2 separate regions of the Homo sapiens genome follow, and region 2 is linked to region 1. A link is a loop called in an ENCODE intact Hi-C map of the cell type or tissue named here. Cell type or tissue: gastrocnemius medialis. All regions are shown on one strand. Each heading gives the region's core, and the rest is flanking DNA. Links, peaks and the distances in the headings are about the cores only.

Region 1 (9,920 bases), core at 908-5,907:
TAAAATTTTAGGGCAGTGGTAGGCGGACACTCAGGCAACAGTTGATGTCCAGGCCTTGAGCCTGAAATTTGCAGGGCAGACTGGCATGCTGGACACTCAGGCAGGATTTCCATGTTACAGTCTTGAGGTAGAATTTCTTCTTCAAGAAATCTCTTTCTATGCTCTTAAGGTCTTCAACTGATTGGATGAGGCCCAACTACATTATGGAAAGTCATCTCCTTTACTTAGAGTCAAATGATTGGAGATGCTAATCACATCTATAACATACCTTTGCAGCAACATCCAGTTTAGTGCTTGACCAAACAACTGGGCACCATAGCCTGGCCAAGTTGACCATCAAATTTGACCTTTACCCCTTGGACACATAGAAAGCTAGACATGAGAAGGGTCCAATCCATGACCAGGAACTTGTCCACTTGTCAAATAGCCCAGAATACACCCTTGCCTTGCTCTGGGTCTCACATCCTTCCTTAGTAAACTGGCTATCAGAACACAGTCCTTCCAAAGTCCTGGGAAGAATTTCTTCCATTAAAGTTCCCCTGCCAGATCAAGTAGCACTCAGTGTCTCCCCAGCTGAGTACTGTCCCAGTGGCATCTTTAGTACCACCCCTTTTCTAGGCAGGGGTGGGTAAAGGTAGAGGGGCAGCAAGTAGGTGACCTTCCATGTTACCAGGCTCTCTGCATTTTTCTGACGTCACTGCCAGTCTCTTGTCTCCTTAGACTCAATGGCCCTTGGTGTGTGTCTGCTATTGCAGAGGCTAATCACATCTACAAAATGTATCTTTTTACTGTTTCTGTTATACTGCTTGTTGCCTCTAGGATGTTAAAGACAGCGCAGTCTCTGGCTGCCATTCCCAAGAAATCCACACACCCCAAACATTTTGTGAATTTCAGCAGCATTTCCTCAAGACTTGGTGGTGCTAAGGGTGGTTGAAGCTTACCTACATTACCTACATTTAATTCTCACATCAGCGTTGTGAGGCAGACATCATTAGTTTCACTGTGCTAAGCATCGTGACCCTGGCACACAGCTAATAAATGAGGGGGTTTTCAACCAGTTACTTTGTACTGGGTCATTCTTAAGAACCAGGGAATTGAGAGCCTTGTGTTCACTCATAAGGTAATGGAACTTAACTGAGCCACTGGAAATAGTGATACTTGTCATTTATTCAATTTACCCCACACATGAATACCTCCCAACAGTGGAAAGAGTCAGCTGTGCTCACTAAAAAGGTGGTGAAGTGGTCACGTGCACAAGTATGTGTGTGCAGTCAGGAATGTGGAGACCAGGGTAGGGACGTGTGAAAAATGCTGGATGTGGGCTCAGCATGGCCCTGCCCTGCCCCAGAGCCTCCACATAGGAATGCCAGTGTCATGAATCTTAAATTCCATCCCAGCTGCATGGGCAACATCAGCCCCACCCAGATGGAGTGGGAAGGGGCGTGGGATGAGCTTGCTGAAGGGGCGGCCATCTTTCTAGTCCCGCCTCAGTGTCATGGTAGCCAGGCAGATGTCTGTGAACACTTGTGGAAAAGTGGGATCCAAATATGAAGAGCTGCTGCCTCCCTGCCTGTGGCTGTCCTCTGCCTGGGCTATGTTCATTTCTCCTTGCGGTCTAAGGGAATCTGCTCTTCATGCCCCCATCTCCTGGGCAGGTACCCTTGGAACTCCCATAGCTATCCTGCAGTGTCTTGGATGCTCTTCTGCATCTTGTGTCTCCTTGTGATGATAAACTCCCTGTTAAACTGCCTGAGGCCTGAGATAGCTGAGGCACTTCTCCTACCTCCTCCACACATTCCTTCCATTAACACGCTGCCCTGGGTGCCTTCGTCAGATGCATTTGTGCTCTTCCAGTAGGACCCTGAGGGAATGCAGCCCCAGAGCGATTTGCCGGCAGGCGCTGTGCTTTCTTGCCTTTGCTGGTCCCCACATCTGGACACCACCTCTGCCTTTCCAACGCCCGACTCCTCTTTCCCTAGTGCTGTGAAATCTCCCCCTCCTTTGAATTCCAGACTGCTTAATTCCATTCCTTCTTGCAGCATTTATAATTATAGCAATAACTAACCTCTGTCTGGCTAGTATTCCTTACAAAGCACTTCCCCATATATGATCTTTTCTTATTCCTATGAAAAGAATTTGGCAAATAGCTGCCCTGCATTTCATATTTTCTATGAAGATTCTTTACATATATGTCACTCTTTTTTTTTTTCTGAGAAGGAGTCTTACTATTTTTCCCAGGCTGGAGTGCAATGGCCCGATCTTGGCTCACGGTAACCTCTGCCTCCCAGGTTCAAGTTATTCTCCCTGTCTCAGCCTCCTGAGTAGCTGGGACTACAGACATGTGCTACTTCACCAGGCTAATTTTTGTATTTTTAGTAGAGATGGGGTTTCACCATGTTGACCAGGCTGGTCTGTAACTCCTGACCTCAGGTGGCCTGCCTGCCTTGGCCTCCCAAAGTGCTAGGATTAAAGGCATGAGCCACTGTGCCCAGCCACATATATACCACTCTTAATTGTCACAGCAGAACCACAAGATGTGTGTTAGTGTGCCTGTTATACAGATGAAGAAACTGAAGTGTGGAGAAGCGAAATCCCTCATGAGTTTATCTAGCCAGGAGTTGAACCTAGGTCTGCCCAAAGCTTTGTTAGCTGTCAAAGCATGTGGCCTGTGGTGCTCTACTGGGCTCCATTTATAGAGGTGGAAACAGTGGCTGGGTGACTGAGAAAGAACTTGTACCAGATGGCAGATGCAGGACTGTGTCCCGATCTGAATACAGACTCCAGGCTTCTCCCTCGACATCTGCCACACAGTTGCTGATGTTCATGACTAATCTTAATCTTTTGATGTGAGCAACATGAGGGTAAGATCAGTGCCCAGGATGCTAAATTACCTATGAAAGATAAAGGAGGAGGGAGCAGGAATGGGTGGGAGATCCTCAGACCACAATGCCACCTGCTACCGGCAAAGTGGGGGCAGGCAGGCAGGAGGACTTAGGGAGGAGAGCTAGGACTACAGTGCGGCTCTGAGAGGGCCTCCTCAGGCCCAGGGGCAGGCTCCAGGCACAGGTTCCATCCAGGAGGCCTATCCTGGGCAGATGTGGCCTGGCTCTAATCCTCCCTCATGCTCACTCATGGCTGGGAGAATTCAGGGAGATGGTGGCCTTGGTGCAAATGCCACAGTGATTCTAAAGGCACACAGCTGCTGGCTGTCAGTCAATTGCACCCTTGGCCAATGCTCTCTGAAAAGAAGAGCTGAGCAGTGCACCTGCATGAGAACCACGTGGACGAAGCCAATGCTTTGGACTCAGAAAGACCTGACTTACCAGCCACGGGTTCACAGGTAAGTCAATTAGTTTTTTTGAGTTAATTTACTTACCTTTGGCTGACAGATGGATTAAATGAGGTATTGTATGTAAGATGCCTGTCATGATACAGCTGCTCAAAAATGGGCAGTTACCTTCCCTCTGGGAAGTCTGCTATAGTGGTTGGCAGGATAGATTCTGGAGAGAGATGGCTTAGGTTCAAATCCTGTTTCTGCTACTTGTTAGCTGTGTGATCTTGAACAAGTTACCTAACCCCTCTGGGACTCAGGTTTCTTCTGCAAAAACTGGAGATAATAATAGTTCTTAACCTCAGGAGGGATATTGTGAAAACTAAATGAGATAATCCATGAAGAAGTCAGAATGTAACAGCTATTACTGATGGCCTGTATCCTTAAGGATAAAGGGAAATGCATAGCAGTGGCCTGCAGAGGGCAGTATCCCCACAGCAATCTGATTTGCCTCTGGGCCAATGCTGTTTCTGGGCCTTTCAAGTTCAGAGCAGAAAGAAACAAGGTGTACAAAGCACAGCAGAGTGACTAAGTGACAAAATGTGCCAGAAGAGATGTGGAGAGCATGTAGAATAGGTAATATTTTTAAAAATATTATTTATTGGTGGGTGGCTGCAATGAAACAGAATGGAGAAAAATATCAATAATTTCAAATAAAAATCCTATGCACAATTTAAGGTGAACATGGAAACCAAAACTTCTCATAGAAAATGACACACCTGCTCTCTTTGGACATGTCTTAGGAGCCCCTGGAGTCTGGTGGCCTGGGCCCTAGTTTGTTTATACAATTTGTGTCAGAGATCAAGACACTCTTTGAAAACACCTGGAAAGCAACTTAAAGATCAACAGTTTAGAGCTGAGTGAATTGAAAGTGGAGTGCTTTGGAGTTACAGGCATCTGGTATGTAATACCAGCTCAGTCCCTATGTAGCTGGGTGATTTTTTTTTTTTTCAAGTCAGAGTCTCGCACTGTGGCCCAGGCTGGAGTGCAATGGCGCCATCTCCGCTCACTGCAACCTCCGCTTCCTGGGTTCAAGTGATTCTCCTGCCTCAGCCTCCCGAGTAGCTGGGATTACAGGCATGAGCCACCACGCCTGACTAATTTTTTGTATTTTTAATAGAGATGGGGTTTCGCTACGTTGGCCCAGGCTGGTCTCGAACTCCTGATCTTGTGATCTGCCTGCCTTGGCCCCCCAAAGTGCTGGGATTACAGGTATAGCTGGGCGACTTTAAGCCACGCGATTCATCTCTCTGTGGGATGCAGACAACCTTTTGAACAGTCAGAGCAAAGGGCCAGGCCAGGGATTATCATCAGTCTGTATTCCATGCCACATCCCCTCAAAGTCCTTTTTGATTTGCCCCTATGCTATCCTGCAGGACATTCTTCTAGTTTCTTAAGCATCTTGGATAAAGGGGGGCATTTTCTTACACCCCCAGTGTGCCTGTCACTCTTTTTGCTTCTGGTGAATAACTGCAATGTCTACTATCTAGTCTCCTAATTAGGTGTCTCTTGGGCCACCATTAACCATCGTCAAACACTGAAATCCCTACTGCTCTTTGTCATGGAGTCTGCTTCATGTACAAAAATACAGTTTATGTTGTTTTCAACCTAAATGTCTAAATCCCTGCCTCATTCTGTACATATCTTTCTGTAACTTGCCCTTTTCACTTAATCCTGTACCTTAGAGAGTTTTCCATGCCACACATAAACATTGACCTTGTTCTTTAATGCTACAATGGCAATCCACTGTAGGAATGTCTAGAATGAAAGAATTCCAGTGTCAAAGGCTATTTAGACTTTTTGAATTTTCCCCTTTAAAAAGCAGTGTGGCAAGGGTGCCTGTGTGTGCCTCGTCCATTTCTGCAAGTCTTTCACTAGGATGGATCCTAAAAATGGGGTTGCCAGGTTTCAGGGGTGAGCATGTAGAATTTTGACAGATACTAACAAGTCACCCCCAAAGTCTGTGCCTACTTATCATATAGTGTGGTATAGTATAATACAGCATAGTGTAGTACAGTGTAGCATAATATAGTGAGGCACAGTATCATATAGTGTAGCATAGCATAGTGCAGTATAGTGTAGAATAATATGCTATAGTCTGGTATAAGATAGTATAACATAGCATAGTGTAGCAGAGTGTTCTAACACACTCTTTATTATAGTCCTCAGATGACAGGTAATGTTTTATGTCAAAAATTGAGGAACTTGAGAGGCATATAGCCTCGTGGTCAGGAGCCAGATATTGCATTCAAATCTTAACTCTACCCCTCACAATTTTTGTGACTTTGGGCAAGCAACTTAGTCTTTTGTGACTCAGTTTTCTCAATGAGTTAATATATGAAAAACACTCAGAACAGGTGCTGGCAAGCAGCAAGCAGAGACCCATTGTTTTGTGCCACTGTTATCCCAGTTTCTCTAATCTGTAACACCTGGGGTGTTGGTGTTCTTAATGTGTGAGAAGTCGCAAGACACATGGGGTGCATGCAGTCAGAGAATACATTTCACTAGTAGATTTGTTGAAATAAGTAGTTGATAAATACCTAAAATGCTTTTACATGGAAACAAATGTATTTATGAAGAAGAATGCAAAATTGGTATAAATTTGAAAATATGGAACCTCAAAAATAGAATACCTGTTGAGGGCTTCTATGAACTCGATACTTCACCCCACTCCCTTTGCAGGTGCTCGCTTTGGATTATTCTGGAGTGAAAAGGTCAAATAATTAGAATAATTCATGGTGGTTTGCCTTCTGAAAAAAACTGAGGATCTTCGTGGGTCTAGATTTGCTTTCTTTGGTTTCCAGGTACTAATGTTTTTTCCTTAGCAATGAAATGCAAATTATTCTCATAGACAGCCAATATTGATGTTTCAGCAAATCAATGAACAGATGTTTTGCTTGAAATGATTTCTAATTAGTGCTCTATAAATGGCTGGAGTTTAAAATAGTCAACTAGGTAATCAGAGTTAGCCTTCATTTCCTATCTTACTGAGTCACTGGGAGAGATGGGGCACCAGGAAAACCCCAGATTTTCATAATCTTCAGATGTCATTGAAACTTGTACCTCAATTACACTGTCCTTCACTCTCTGCCCTTCTTTCACTCCATTTTCCTATTGTGTCTTTCTTTTTTCACATATGTTTGTCATATTGCAGTCAGTTAAAAATCCAGTTTGTCTTCCTCACCAGCTTTTCAAGGTGAAACAAAGTGGCTTCAAATTTTGTCTTAGTTATTTGTGTGAACTTGGGCAAGTTAGCTAATCTCCTGAGGCCTCTATTTGCCTCAGCTGGAAAATGTGGGTCATTTCTGCATCAGGTAGGGATTCTTCTGCTGCAAATACTAGAAAACTCATCCCAAACAGAATTTCCTGGCTCACGTGAGTGGAAAGGTTGTGGGTTCTCACTTTAGGCATATTTTGATTCATGACTCAATAGTCACCAGAGGACCCAATTTCTTCCTTTCTGCTGCAATTCCTTAGTTTTGACTCCAATCTCAGGTTTCAAATGGTAGAAGGACAGTTACATTTGCTCCATTCCCCACACATCTCAGGCTTGAATTCTAAAGGAAAGCCAGCCAGACTCCGTCCACACATTCCTAGCGGAAGCCTCACTGGGTCTCGCTGAAGCTGATTGGGTCTTGTGCCTATCCCTCAACCAATCACTGTGACGAGGGAAATGGGAGGCATTTATTGGCTCAGCCTAGGTCACATGACTTGCCCTTGCCCCGGATGTGGTCTCCCCTGGATGTGTTTCCACCACAGGTTGGAGAAGAGAATCCCCAACCCCAGCCTGTGAGAAGTTGCTAGAAAAAGAGAATATTTGTTTAAAGGAAAAAGGAAAGTGTTTGCTCTCATATCTCTCTGACACGTTTGTCGTGTGGATAATGAGGTGAAATAAAGATTGGTACAACTACCTAGCAAAAGTGGCGCATGCTGGGGAATGTCAGTTTTCTGTCAGTGTCTCCTCTCTGGCAATTCTTTGGCTATTGCTGCTTTCTCTTTGTTCTTTTGAGATTTTGTACGCTTTGCAACAATTCCTCAATTGATGCTTCTATCTCCAGTTCCAACTTCTCGTCATAGTTTTAGTCCTGCGTTTCCAACGACTTTTGATCATTTTGAATTAGTTATTGCAGTGCAACCTACAGATCAACACATCAAAAACCCAGCTTATCATCTGGATCCTTAAATAAGATCCTCATTCCTGAATCCTTCCCTTCTGCTCTTGGGTCCCACGCATCCCAGCAGGTACTAAAATGGCCTTGATTCCATATCCATTTTTATTCTCACTTGATGCTCGGATCAATAAAATGACCTCCTCACCTCCCTTGTGAATTCTGGATCACTGAGGATGAAAATCTGGAATCCCACAGTTATAAGTCTTATAAACTGCATGAACTTGAGTAAATAACCTTCCTAAGCCTCAGCTTCCTCATCTGTAAAATCTTTTTTTTTTTTTGTGATGGAGTCTCGCTCTGTCACTCAGGCTGGAGTGCAGTGGTGTGATCTCGGCTCAGTGCAAGCTCCGCCTCCCAGGTTCACGCCATCCTCCTGCCTCAGCCTCCCGAGTAGCTGGGACTACAGGTGCCTGCCACCACGCCCTGCTATTTTTTTTGTATTTTTTGGTAGAGACGGAGTTTAACCGTGTTAGCCAGGATGGTCTCCATCTCCTGACCTTGTGATCTGCCTGCGTCAGCCTCCCAAAGTGTTGGGATTACAGGCGTGAGCCACCACGCCGGGCCTAAAATCATTTTTTTTAAACGTATTATTTCAATTTAAATCACACGTCCCTTTGATAAAGGACTCAACCTTTGGAGCAAGGTGTGGGCAGTCAGGTTTGTATGATCTGCTGGGCTGACTACTCTGTACTGTCTCTCCTATCCCATTTGACTCTAGTTTATGATTCACTTCACTTTCTTTCTCCCCCCATTCGGCAGCAGATATTTTTGATTTAGAGAGTGTTGGCCAACTCTGTAGAAACGCTACTTTCACACCTGTGGAATATCATATTGCCTGACATTCACTTCTGTAGCACTTCTAATCCTCTCTGGCTCTGGGATATGTAATTATATACACCCCTTCTCAGCTCTGACTGCTGCAGTCCCACTGCTGGATTGCTCGTCTGTTTCCTCTTTACCTTCCAGTGACCCCTACAGGGGTTGTTACCTGGGAGGTGTATTTCTCAATACCGAGGCGAATGCACTAGATGCCATCACAGGCTCATCTATAGGAGCCAACGGGTATGTGGTGAGTTACCTGTGGGGCAGGACTTTACTGTGAGTGGCTAAGCAACCCCGTATAGGGTGATATAAGGACTCAGAGAGACAGGGAACACACCTGGTTGACCATACTGCATACCTGTTCTGTCCAATATGACAGTCACTAGCCACAGCCACATGTGGTGATTTAAATAAAAAATAATTAAAATTTTTAGTCCTTAATTGTACTAACTACATTTCAAGTGCCCAGTAGCCACTTGTAGCTAGTGTCTTCCACTTTGGACAGCACAGTTACATCATCCTAGGAAATTCTACCTAATAGCACTACTCTAAAGTGGGGAAACAGGAGCAGGCATGCTGGGCTCTCAGCCAGCCAGAGAGAAACAAGGGCTTTGACCCCTCAGCCAATATGATGTGGGCTGGGGAAACTGGCTTGGTTTCAGAGGTAGACACTGGACATGGCAGTGCAAAGCATCCAAGGAGTGTACAAGTTGAGTTAAGCATCCTTAATGCTATGAAGGGAGGGTGGTCTAATATTTTTGGCCAACCACAATGTTGAGATATTCATGGCAGATGGGAGCCCCCAGGAGACAAGCCCCATACTGAGCACTTTATGTAGATTATTTCATTCAACCTTAAAGGGAGAGAATATTACATTGACTTTATAAATAAGGAAACTGAGCCTCAGAGCAGTGAGTCTAACTGTAAGCTCTTCTTAACTGCCCTGTACTGCCTTAATATTGGGTAAGAAGGACTTGCGTTCTGGGGGAGCAGCAGTCTGAGCTCTTGGTGGGAAGTTGGCTTGGATCAAGCAGAGTGGCTCAGATTGGGGCTTGGGCCAGCTCTTCAACTCTCAGAGGACTGAAATGTAAGACAGAGGAGCAGGCTGGGGCAAGGTGGGGATGGGACAGACTTAACTTTGGGGGTGATGCAGATGTCTCGGGGTGCATGCAGATGTTACAGGTGATGCATTCTGCACATCCAAGAACAGGAATGCAAGTCCTCTGAGGGTAGGGCTGTGCAGTAATGGTTACGAGTGGAACTTGGGGCTACACAGCCCTTCTCTGAATTCCAGTCTTGCCATTTATTACTTTGCAACAGCTGAGGTGACCTTTCTGTTTCAGTTTTCTCATCTGTAAAATGAATATGATAAAATGGCAATTATTATTATCATTATCTTTGTAGGCTGAGATATAAATATCATCCTTAGCATAAGTAGCCTTTCCATACAAATGGAATGAAATTGAATCCGGTTGTGAGGATTGGAGAATGTAAGCTGAAACAAAGCTCTACCTGGATAAAAAGAGAGACTTCCTCAGGCATGTACTAGGGCAATGATAAGAGTAAGTTAATAATTTACTTCAGGCTCACCAAAA
Region 2 (12,305 bases), core at 4,077-9,076, 860 kb after region 1:
AACTCTCCCAGCAAGCTGGGCACAATGGCACATACCTGTAATCCCAGCTACTTCGGAGGCTGAGGCAGGGGGATCACTTGAGGCCAGGAGTTTGATGCTGTAGCGCGTGATGATCTCACCAGTGAATGGCTACTGCACATCAGCCTGGGCAATAGAGTGAGAAGCCCTCTCTAAAAAAAAAAAAAAAGTTACTCTCATAACAACCCTATGAGTTGGGTACTTTTATTATCTCCAGTTTACAAATGAGGCTCAGTGAGCTTAAGTAACTTGGCTAAAATCACACAGCTGATAGGTAGAGGAGCCAGGATTTAACAGCTGATCTGTCTGACTTCAGAACCAAAGCCTACTATCCACCCATCCCTCCCAACAAGAGAAAAAAAATAGATAAGCAATTTACATATGACTTTACATATAAAGAATTACATCTTAAAGAAAAAATAAACTTAAGCAGTAGATCCATCCTTCAAGGCTAGTTCTTAGGTGAGAACTTCTGCTCCCCTCCCTAAACTTTTGTGCTACTGTTTGTTCCCTTCATTCATTATTACATTGTCCTATGTTGTTGGCTCTCTTTTCTTTTATATAGGATTTAGGCTATCAAATAACCAGAAAGCCTGAGGGTTTCCCAACTGACTGAATGGAACCTCTGTTGGCGAGGGGGATCCCAAAGAAACCTGAAAAACTAGTTGAGGCCATGACAAGAAGGTGGAGTCAGACATGCCTGCTGTACCCTCCTCTCTTTGGAGTTTAGGCCCAACCGACCAGCATTAACATTAAAACAGAGATCATAAGACTGATCTCTTGGTAGGAACAAGATACCCAACAAACTCAACAAACTCTTTGTAGGAACAAGATACCCAGCTCCAACCTGACTCTGGTATAGATAGCATCACATGACAGATAGCAGGCCCTGAAGGAAATTAAAGTATTTTACCCCACAATATATTCCTTGTCATATTTTGGAATGGCCCTGAGAAGCAATCTCCAGTAGGAGAAATTTGCATTCTGCAGAGAATCTCCTTCCCTTACTAGTTCTTTACTTGAGAATCTGACACCTTGTAAGGTCTAATAAGAGACATTTATCATCTGTTATTTCTGAAACCTGTTACTTAGAGGTTTCATCTACATGACAAGAATTTGGCTTCCACCACTCCCCTTATCTTAACGCAAGCATTTCTTTATGCCAACTTCAACTCTTCAGGCATAGTTTAATTCTTTCAACCAATTGCCAATCAGAAAATCTTTAATCTATCTATGATCTGGAAGTCACCCCACTTTCAAGATCTTCAAGATGTCCTGCCTTTCCAGGCTCAACCAATGTATACCTTACATATATTGATTTATGGCTTTGCCTGTAACTTCTGTCTCTCTAAAAATGTATAAAACCAAGCTGTAACCCAATCATCTTTGGCACATATTCTCAGGATCTCCTGAGGCTGTGTCATGGGCCATGGGCCTCATATTTGGATCAGAATAAACCTCTTCAAATATTTTACGATGTCTGGCTCTTTTCATCAACAGTGGGAAGGACATCTTCCCCTCACTGTATTCTTTCTACATTTTTTTACCCACTTTCCTTCCTGCTGTATACTAGATGTCAGCTGCAGTCTCACTACATCATACATAAAATGAGGTAGAAACTTACAAATTCATGTCCTAGGGGGATGTTTAAATGCCTTACCCAAGATTTCCCCCAAATACCCCAGGAGTTTGCTTTCTTAAGTTTATTTTGTTATAGCCTCTTCTGCCTCCAACTCCTAACACTCTACCAAGCTACTTCATTCATGAAAAGTCTCACCTTTCTGTCTCTGACCCAGATGAAAACTCAACCCCTTCTTTGGTTTCTATGGAAAGCCCACACTTACAAAGTAATTCAAATGTGCAGAATTTACTGAAGTTATTGGAGCCCCAAGGAGAGGTTTACTCTGCTGAAATTCAAAGAACTTCAACATGAACTTTGACACATCCTTGTAAAAACGAAATGAAACAAAATAAAACTCTTTGGCCACCAGGCCCTGAAGATGTATTATGGCCGCTTTGCTCTATGTAGTGTCTCACTGGATCCCCACTGACCCTCCCTCCCCATGGTCTGCTATACTTGAACTCCAAATTCTCTCCACTCATGCAAGCCCCAACCTCTAGACTCAGCTCCTAATGCTCCCAGGTGCCCCGTTGAATAAAAAGACTTTTTATTGATGCAGAACATACTCTTCTTACAAGGCAGCTGTTTGTGGATAGCAAACATTTTTTATCCTTTTCTGTTATATTTAAATATATAAACTTTATTGAGCATTTGCTTTGTGCCAGATGCTAGTCATATAGAAAAGTGAAAAACACGCAAGCAACAATCCTTAAGAACTTAAACCTTAAGTTCCTTAGGAACTCGCAGCTTATGGAACAAGCAACCCTCATGCCAGGTCATTGATGCTATAATAGAGACAGGGGCAAATAACCATGGGGCTCGAGGGGATGGGACAGCCTGTAGATTGGGACCCCTTAGAAATTCAAGGGCCTGACATGCAGCTGTCTTGATTCCCTTTCTTTAGCCATGTGTTCAGCTGGTGTTCCTCATGTCTCCCTTTCAAAAGCTTCATTTTGGGTGTAGCTGCTGATGAAGGATTCTTCTCGGCTCCTTTGCTGGACTAGAAGCAAGGGGCACCCCGTCTACTCAGCCCACCACGCTCAGCCCCTTGCAGGAGGAAGCACATGAGTGAGTGAGTGTGGGGTTCAGCCAGCCACTCTGAGCACCAACACAGGAGCAAGCTCTGTGCGGGGCCTGTGCCCAGACCAGGCATGTCACCCCAAGGGAAATGTGGTGGTGCCCAGGCTGGGATGCCTGCAACCCCAAAGCCCCAGAGTGGGTGTTAGTGGGATAATTAGCTCTTTTAATTATGCCATCCACAGCCTGACAGATGGTGGCATGTTAGCAGCTCAGTCGGCCCCTGGCCCCATCTCATGGGGTGGCTGCCCTCCGCCAGTGAGGGCAAAGGGCCACTGTGACCGCCTTTCTGGGTACCTGCACTTGGTGGGTCCTGAGCTCTTGTCTAGCATCCAAGAAAAACGAGGTCACGCTGACAATTGAAGGGTAATGACAGCGGAGAATTTTATTGAGCAACAAAAACAGCTCTCAGCAGAGAGAGAGCTGGAGAGGGGATGAGAAGATCAGCTTATCTTCCCCGAAGTCAAGTCGTCTCTTCCCCAAAGTCAGGTTGTCTCTGTCATTGTGGCTGAATCTGGGGTTTTTATAGGCACAGGATGGGGGTGAGACAGGCCATAGGTAGTACTGGAAAAGGCAACATTTGATTGGTTAAAAGGCATTATTCAGAAAGAACCAATTGGGAAAGAGCAGACAAACAGGAATAGAAGTTCTCACTCTGGGCCATGGGTTTCAGGCTGTTTTTTTGGCTTGAAGGTGAGGTTTCACTGGGGACCCACCCCTGTCCCCCTAGAATTTCTCTGCCTCCTGCCCCTGTTACTGCCATGATTCTTCCACTGCATTATGTAATATACAGCATTTATGAATGACACTATCCCAAATAACACTAACTTGACAATAACTCCAATTTGAAACATGTAAAACAGTAGCTCTGTACTACCTCTGAACCATCCTGCAGGGTACCATGAGCATCTGCAAGATCATTTGGTGGCTTGAGCAACAGAAGATACTGAGGGTTCTACAAAGAAAGCCAATATGTGCTAGATGCTCAAAAAGTCCATTTCAACCTAAGTTTCCTGTACCTGTTTTTGTTTGTTTGTTTGTTTGTTTCCTCAAAACCAAACGCAAACCAGAGCTTTTCTTTCAGAGTCTTTAAAAATAAATGGGGTAAGGGAGAGATCTCTGTTATCACAAAGGATGTTGCCTGCCTTGACAACGGTTTCAACAGTTCCTTTACAAAATACTGTGACTGTGCTGTATTTCACCGACTAGCTTGAATTTTGAGCATGCAGCAATTTGGTTGCCAAGACAATCAAACTGTCTTGTCATAGAAGCTCTAATATTTGTAGAGTACATACTACATGCTAGTTGTTGCGCTGACTGGTTAAATATAATATCAATTTAAACCTCAAAATGAACCTATGCAGTAAATGATATGTCAGATTTCTAAAAGAAGAAAATGGAAGAAGCTCTTGCATTTTCTAGAATTATATATAAATAGAACCATTCAATGTGTACTATTTTTGGCCTTGCTTCTTGATGATTTCAAAAATGAATTTGCCGAAGATTGCACAGCTGATAAGTAAAAGAGCTGGAATTTGAAGCCAGGTTCATTTGAGTCTAAACTCATGATATCTCTCAAACGTAATAATCTATGGAAATAAAAATTGCATTGGTTTTGAGGTTATTTCTAATAATTTGAAACCAGATGTTAAAATCAAATGTTTTATCTTTTAATGATATAATCAAGATTTGCCTTCACCTTAGCATAATATACTGCTAGTAAGTTTAAAGTTCAAATCATAGTTATTGATGTCTTCTGGGTTGAGATATTTTAAATTGATGTTTTTAAATATAAAAGAGACATATGGTCATTGTAAAAATGGTATAACTTTATGGAAGTATAAAGTAAAATGTAAATGTCAATGGCCAACAAAAATTTGCATAGACACTTAACCAAAGAAGATCTATGGATGGCAAATAAGCATATGAAAAAATGTACATCATCATCAGTCATTAAAGAAATAAAAATTTCCCATTGGAAGACCTAAAATTTAAAAGTCTGACCATGCCAGATATTGGCAAGTATATAGGAAAACTGGAATACTCACATACAGCTGCTGGGATGTAAAATGGTAAAACTGCTTTGGAAAACAGTTTGGCAGTTTCTTACAAAATTAAACGTATACCTGCCATATGACCTAGCCATTCCACTCCTAGGTACATATTTACACAAGATAAATGAAAACATGTGCAAATACAAAGACTGGAACACAAATGTTCAGAGAAGCATTATTCATAATAGCCCCAAACCCTCAACAATCCAAATGTCTATCAGCAGATAAATGGATAAGCAAATTGTGATACAGCCATACAATGTAATGCTATTTAGCAACTAAAATGAATTAATTATTTATACCCTTAACGATGTGGATGAACCTCAAATTAATATTGCTGAATGAAAGACACAAGGCCAAAAATAGTACATACTGAATGATCCTATTTATATACAACTCTAGAAAATGCAAACTGTTAGTGACAGAAAGCAGACCAGCCATTGCCTGGGGATGGAGGACAGAAAAGGATGATAGGGAGGGTTTTCAAGGGCAGTAAAGACACCTTTGGGGGTGATGGATATATTCATTATTGTGATTGTGGCAATGGCTTCACAGGTGTATACATTTGTCAAAATGTATTAAACTGCGCACTTTAAATATATCCAGCATACTGTATGTCAACTATATTTTGACAAAATTCAACACACACACACACACACACACACACACACACACACACTGCAAAGGACTAAACGCTTATGTTCTCCGAAAATGCATATGTTGAATTCCTAACCCCCTAGGTGATATTTGGAGTTGGGACCTTTGGGAAATAATTAGGTCAAGAGGATGGAGTCCTCATGAGTGGGATTAGTGCCCTTATAAAAGAGACTCATCAGCCCTTCTGCTATGTGAGGACACGACAAGCAGGTGCCCTCTATGAACCAGGAAGTTGCCCTCACCGGTTGCCAAATCTTGGACTTCTCAGCCTCCAGAACTGTGACAAATAAGCTTCTAGCATTTATAAGTCACTAATTCTCTGGTATTTTATTCTAGTAGCCCAAACAGACCAAGACAAATACACACACACACACACACACACACACACACTCAATAGCTCCAAAATGCTCTCCAAAAGTTACCACTGATATTAATGTTATGATCATCTTTCTAGACATTTACGCAACAGGGTCATAGTGTACACAGTATTTTATAACTTGCTTTTTTCACCTGGGCTTGTTTTCATGTGTATACGTACAGATCTACCTCGCTGGAGCCTGGGAATTCAGTGTGTGAATGCTTTGTGATATTTAGTGGGTCCTCTATTTGTGGACATTTAGGTAGCCTCTTGTTTGTGCTTCACTACAGATCTTCCCAGAGTTATGAACACCCAACTTATGAATCAGTCCCATGCTGGCGCTTTCTCCTACCCTATCCTTCCTCCTTACCCCAGCAGCCTGCAACCGAGCTGTCCTGGCCTACTTGCTCCACCTGGTGGTCAATGTGAGATATTACCTAGGTTTAGTATTTTTCTCTCTAGAATCTCCTGGTCTCTAGCTTGCCCTTCTCAAATCCATCTTGTCCCTGGCAGCCAGAGTGATCTTTCTAAATACAAATCTGATCTTCTCACTCTCATGATGAAAACGCGTCACCTAAAACAAACATAGACCTCTAAGCAGAGTATACAAAGCAGGAATACTTTGACCCTTGCCCACCTCTCCAGCCTCAATTTTCTCCTCCTAGCACTTTGTACCCTAGCAATACATAACCAATTGTAGTTCGTTAAACACACAGTGCTGCTTCCCACATCCATATATTTGTACCTGTTGTTTTCTTTTCTTTAGATTTTTCTGGTAAAAACCGGGAAACCTGCCACACAAATTGTAAAAGAGCTGTAACACTGCCACCTGCTATTTTCTCTCCCTGGAGTATCACTCTGCCCACTCCCATTCCATGTTTGCCAGGCAAACTCCTATTCAGCTTTTAGAACCCTACTTAACAGACGCCCCCCCCCCACTCCCTGCAGTTTTGCCTTTTCCCTCACATGGAGTTGATCACTCTTCCCACTATACCTCTAATGCCAAACCCATAACGTTTGATTATAATTATCTGTTTATATGTTTGTCTCCTGTGCTAAACTGGCTGCCTCCCTGAACCCCATCACTAAGCTTGAGGACCAGAACCGTCTCTTGGTCATTATCCTCTCTCCAGCGTCTTCCACAGTGCCCAGAACATAGTAAAGTAAGGTTAATAGGCAGATATTGAAAGAAAAAGAACTAACTACATCCACAGTCTCAAGGGAGTGGCACTGCATGCTTCTTTTTTCCATGTGTGTAGGGCCCGCCAGAGTTAGGAATGCTGTTGTCAAGGCATAAAGTTCAGGGGCTGAGACCAGTCAAAGGAACCACACACTCTATTTTTGTTTTTTTTTTTTTTTTTAGACGGAATTTCACTCTTGTTGTTGCCCAGGCTGGAGTGCAATGGCGTGATCTTGGCTCACCACAACCTCTGCCTCCTGGGTTCAAGCGATTCTCCTGCCTCAGCCTCCAGAGTAGCTAGGATTACAGGCATGCGCCACTACGCCGGCTAATTTTGTATTTTTAGTAGAGACGGGGTTTTTCCATATTGGTCAGGCTGGTCTTGAACGCCCGACCTCAGGTGATCTGCCCACCTCGGTCTCCCAAAGTGCTGGGATTACAGGTGTGAGCCACCGTGCCCAACCAGGAACCACACACTCTTTAATCTTGATCAAATACATTGCCAACTAACATCCACCACTTGGGCAAACCTGAAGGTCATTTGAACCATCCTGAACCTGGTATTCCTCAATTAGTGGTTGGGGAACAAATGACAAAGGGGTTTGGTTTGCAGCTTATAGTCTTGTTCCTTTGGGGGCCATAAGGAAATTGTTCCAATAAATGGAGAGTTTCCTTTTATCGAATTCCCCACGGGAGAAATTGTAGGATCATGGTGACCCTCCTTTTTCCTCATTTGGAATCCAAGGGAAGATGTTTCACCCTTTTACTCTTTCATTCAACAAACATTTATTAAGTGTCAGGCACTTTTCTAGACACTTGGGATCCATTAGTGAACAAAACAATGATCCCTGCACTCATGGAGCTTAATTCTAGTGAGAATAAACAATACAGCACTAATAAACAGAATAAGTAAATACACTGCATCATATGCTAGAAGACAAGTGTTAGGAAAAAAAGAAAATGTCAAGCAGGTTAGGGGGCTCTGTCTATAAAGAGATGCACATAAAAATATTCAAGCGAGCAGAATCCCAGTTGAACTTCCCGGTTGAATCCTGCACTTCCAGTTATGTGAGGTGATTTCCTCACTGTGGAAGCCAGTTTAGATTGGATTTCTGTTCCTTGAAGCTGAAAGTAAACTGAGAGAGCCACCTTGGCATGCGTTCCTTAAGAGCAGTCTTTGTCATCCAGTCATCCCATCTGTTCCCTTGGCAAGGAAAAATAATTACAAGGAGATGCCACAGTCTTAGTTTCCATTTGAGGGTTTTCCTGAGAGCCTCTAATGACACTATGTTCTTTGTCACATACCCGTCAATTGTTTCCACTCCAGCTAATCTCATTCTCATTGTCAAGCATGAGAGTCAGAAAGCTGCACCTCAAAGTGTACCCCCAGGATGTGATTCAAAAGGATCAACATGCAACTGCTGTTCAAGGGCACGCTCTGTCCACAGGGACAAGGCCACCTGCACAACCCCAGCTCAACCACCCTCATCTCCAGCCTGAATCGCTGCCACATCTTTCCAACTGGTCTCCTTACAGCAGCCAGGGTGATTCTTTTAAAAGAGTTATCACGTCCTGTCATTTCCCTCCAATCATTTCCTGTCACTTACAGATACCGCATGATCTGGCCCTGGGTTAGCTCCAGCTTCTCCTGCCAAACTTCTTCCTTACTCGCCATGCTTCAGCGACACTTGCCCCTGCTGGTTCCTTTAGGATGCCAGTTTCTTCTATTCCAGCCTTTGCACCTGCCATTCCTGCTACCTAGAACATTCTTTCCCCAGACATCTGCAGGCTAACGCCCTCGCTTTGTTTAGATTTCTGCTCAAATGTAACTTCAGCGTTGCAGCCTTACCTGACCAAGCTACCTAAAAAAATAGGCCCCCAAGCCCCTCTCTGTTGTCATAGTATTTGTCATACATGAAATTATCACGTGGATCAATTTCTTGGTTTCTGTGCTGCCTGCCTACCCTACTAAAATGTGAGCTCCCTGAGGACAAGGACTTTTCCTGTGTTGATCACTCTTGGGTTCTCCAGATTTAAGCACTGCTTGGCACCTAGTAGGTGCTCAATAAATATTTTCTGAATGAATTAATGACAATCTGACTGACTCTACCTCACTCCATGGCCTAGCAAGAACATTCACACACAGACACACACCCTTTTAAAGCCTCTTCTTCCTTTTCTCTACTCCTCTAATTCTCATATTTTTGGGAAAGCCTTGCTTCCATCTAATCTTTTCAGTCCCCTGATTTAAATATGTGTGTGTGTGTATATATATGTTTATATATAATATATAATATATTTATATATATTTTATTTTATTATATATATTTTTATAGTATATATTTTATATATAATATATATTTATATATTATATACACACTATATATATATACACACACATATATATAATTTTTCACAAAGCCATGTCTGATTAATAATCTGATAACTGCCAAAGTTCTTGGGCTAGGCACTAACAGAGCTGTCTCCAGGAGGCTAAACTATGTTAGAACTGATTAAGGAAGACATCACGATGCTCCAAGCATAAGCAAACAGGAGTGTGTACAGGGTCAGGGAGAGGACTTGCCTCCCACTTCTGCATTGAGCCCAGCACAAGTTTGGAAGCTATGGAAGTATCCAGAGATTGTCTGCCATGAGTCTTGGCTGTCCTATGGCTCATAGTGGCAAAGGTGTCTAAGCATCTCTATGCACAGCAAACCTGCACACGCGATAATCCGAGTAAGAGAGGACAAACAAGGTTAATGGCATGCAGTGTTTGTAAACTCAGAGACATGCATGAGTGCTCAGAACTAACTGCGGGATGGTTTAAAGAAGACTGATTTCCAGCAATACAGCTGGTATGCACTCATGCCATCATAATTTGAATACAAAAAGGAAGTATGACCTCATTTTCTACTCACAAGGTTGTGTGGACTGAGACCAGGAGTAAAACATGAGTTGAAAATCTGAGTTAGATGTAAAAATGAACCAGGTAAATTAATTATCCAAATCATGGATGGGGTCAGTCTTTAGTAAATATACTTCCAAATTCTCCAACTATGTTCTTATTTTTCTTTCCTTCAGTTTGCTTTTCCCCCCAAACATCAACATGCTGAAGAAGTTCTTTAGAAAAACTATATTCACTGTTTTTCAGGTTTGTTTAATTACTGGCATTGTATCATTTTTTTTTTCATTGCAACTACTGGGTATTTCTTTTTTTTTTGAGACGGAGTCTCATTCTGTCGCCCAGGCTGGAAGGCAGTGGCACGATCTCAGCTCACTGCAACCTCCGCCTCCCAGGTTCAAATGATTCTTTTGCCTCAGCCTCCCGAGTAGCTGGGATTACAGGCACGCACCACCATGCCTGGATAATTTTTGTATTTTTAGTAGAGATGGGGTTTCACTATGTTGGGCAGGCTGGTCTCGAACTCCTCACCTCATGATCCACCCACCTCAGCCTCCCAAAGTGCTGGGATTACAGGCATGAGCCATCACGCCCAGCTTAACTATTTGGTATTTCAAAGACATTATTGTTTGAATCGTGTTTTATGAGCCACCTAAGGAACTAAGTTTCCTATGTGCAACTAGGTATTCTTGCCAAGAATCCCTGATAATTACTGGGACGTCGTTTGTTTATAAATCATACATTGGGCTGGGCACAATGGCTCATGCCTGTGATCTCAACACTGGGAGGCTGAGGTGGGTGGATCACTTGAGCCCAGGAGTTCGAGACCAGCCCAGCCAACATGGTGAAATCCTGTCTCTACTAAAAATACAAAAATTAGCCGGGAATGGTGGCGGGCATCTGTAATTCCGGCTACTCGGGAGACTGAGGCAGGAGAATCGCTTGAACCCGGGAGGCAAAGATTGTAGGGAGCCAAGATCGTGCCACTACACTCCAGCCTGGGCAGCAAAGGGAGATGCCATCTCAAAAAAAAAAAAAATCATAAATTGCTCAACAGTGGGTTGCTTTTTTAAGTGCTGATATCGACTATACACAAAATGATCTTGATTCATCTGCTTGCTGTGGCCCAGAAATTTCTGCTTTTGCAGAAGAGAAAATAAGACAGGTAAGGGGCTAGGAAGGGTGGCTGAGAATGAGGCTACAACCTGTGACCCTTCACAGGTCTGTTTAAAACAATAGCATCAATCTTCTCCAGAAAAGTGGCTGTTGGTGGGAAGGTAGCCATAACAAAGACTATTAATTCTGACCTGTGGCTTCTTGTGGTTTAAGAGCATTTTATGCTCTTAGAGCATTTGGAGATCATTTCTTCGAACTGTTCCAACCTGCCTCAAACCAAATATTACCTGATTAGTAAAGAAATAGCAAATTAGTCAAATGTGCATTGCAGGGGGTGTGTGTGTTGGGAGGTAGGTTTCTTCCTTTAACTGACTTTCTTTGAAGACCTACTAGGCCAAATCACTGCTGGAAGAACTAAAGGTTGGGCTGGGGGGTGGTTACAGAGGTGAGTGAAATTTGGTCCCTGCCTTCCAGACACTAAAAATCTAAAGGAGGAACAGACATGAATAGAAATAAATAAACTCAAAAAGGATGTTCTCAGTAGCACTTAATGTCACTTTCACACCTAAGATTTTATTATCCTATTCTATTTATCCATTCAACAAATATGTATTCAGGTCACCCAGGGGAAATTGAAACTGAGGTCTGTGGGGAGTACAGAGAAGGGCATAATTACTTCCAAAGGTGGAGCCGTGGAAGGTTATGATACAGGTTGCATGGTAGCATCTGAGCTGAATCTTAAATGGCAAGTAGAAATTTGGGAGATAGATAGATTTATGGGGTGAAAGATACCGTGAGAAAAGAGTAGTGTATAAGTAAAACCAGGACCCCAAATTTAGGTATCAATAAGTGTTTTAGCATTCCTAAAGTGTGACAAATAATGGTGGGGTTTTGTGGTATGTAGTCTTTCCTAATCTGTGGCAGATACATTCCAAGACCCCTAATGGATGCCTGAAACCATGGATAGCACCAAACCCTATACAGACTATGTTTTTTCCTGTACATACATACCTATGAAAAAGTTTAATTTATAAATAAGGTACAGTAAAAGATTGACAACAATAATTAGTAATCAAATAGAATAATTATAACAATATGTGAGGATCACTACTCTTGTGCTTTGGGGCCATTATTAAGTAAAATAAAGGTTACTTGAACGCAAGTACTGCAATACTGCCACAGTCAATCTAATGGGTTACTGAGTGACTCACATGTAGTGTACACAGCATGGATATGCTAGACAAAGGGATGATTCATGTTTTGGTCGGGTTGGAGCAAGATGGGGCGAGATTTCATCATGCTCCGCAGAATGGCACACAATT

What was found. Hi-C counts contacts between places; a loop is a spot of excess contacts. Peaks named below come from ENCODE experiments on the same cell type or tissue, not always from the same donor. Only the 100,000 strongest peaks of a DNase experiment are listed, where the experiment ranks them.
Region 2: it touches region 1 in a loop (5-fold over the local background); 16 of 110 quality-filtered maps call a loop at or near these places.

The regions. Positions count from the first base shown.
Region 1 is chr12:105,417,087-105,427,006 of GRCh38, forward strand. It overlaps LOC105369956 (a long non-coding RNA gene), which reads right to left. Exons shown (of 3, transcript XR_945297.3): 3 at 9,239-9,677. It overlaps LOC105369955 (a long non-coding RNA gene), which reads left to right and starts at 9,536. Exons shown (of 3, transcript XR_945295.3): 1 at 9,536-9,887. In gastrocnemius medialis, for the core only: a CTCF peak has its summit at 3,740 (motif pointing right); a DNase peak (open chromatin) is centred at 3,775; H3K27ac peaks cover 453 bases.
Region 2 is chr12:106,276,380-106,288,684 of GRCh38, forward strand. It overlaps the pseudogene RNU7-94P. Among named protein-coding and RNA genes, the nearest start is that of TCP11L2, 20 kb to the right of the region's middle. RefSeq lists an enhancer at 12,052-12,305. In gastrocnemius medialis, for the core only: a CTCF peak has its summit at 6,207 (motif pointing left); a DNase peak (open chromatin) is centred at 6,168.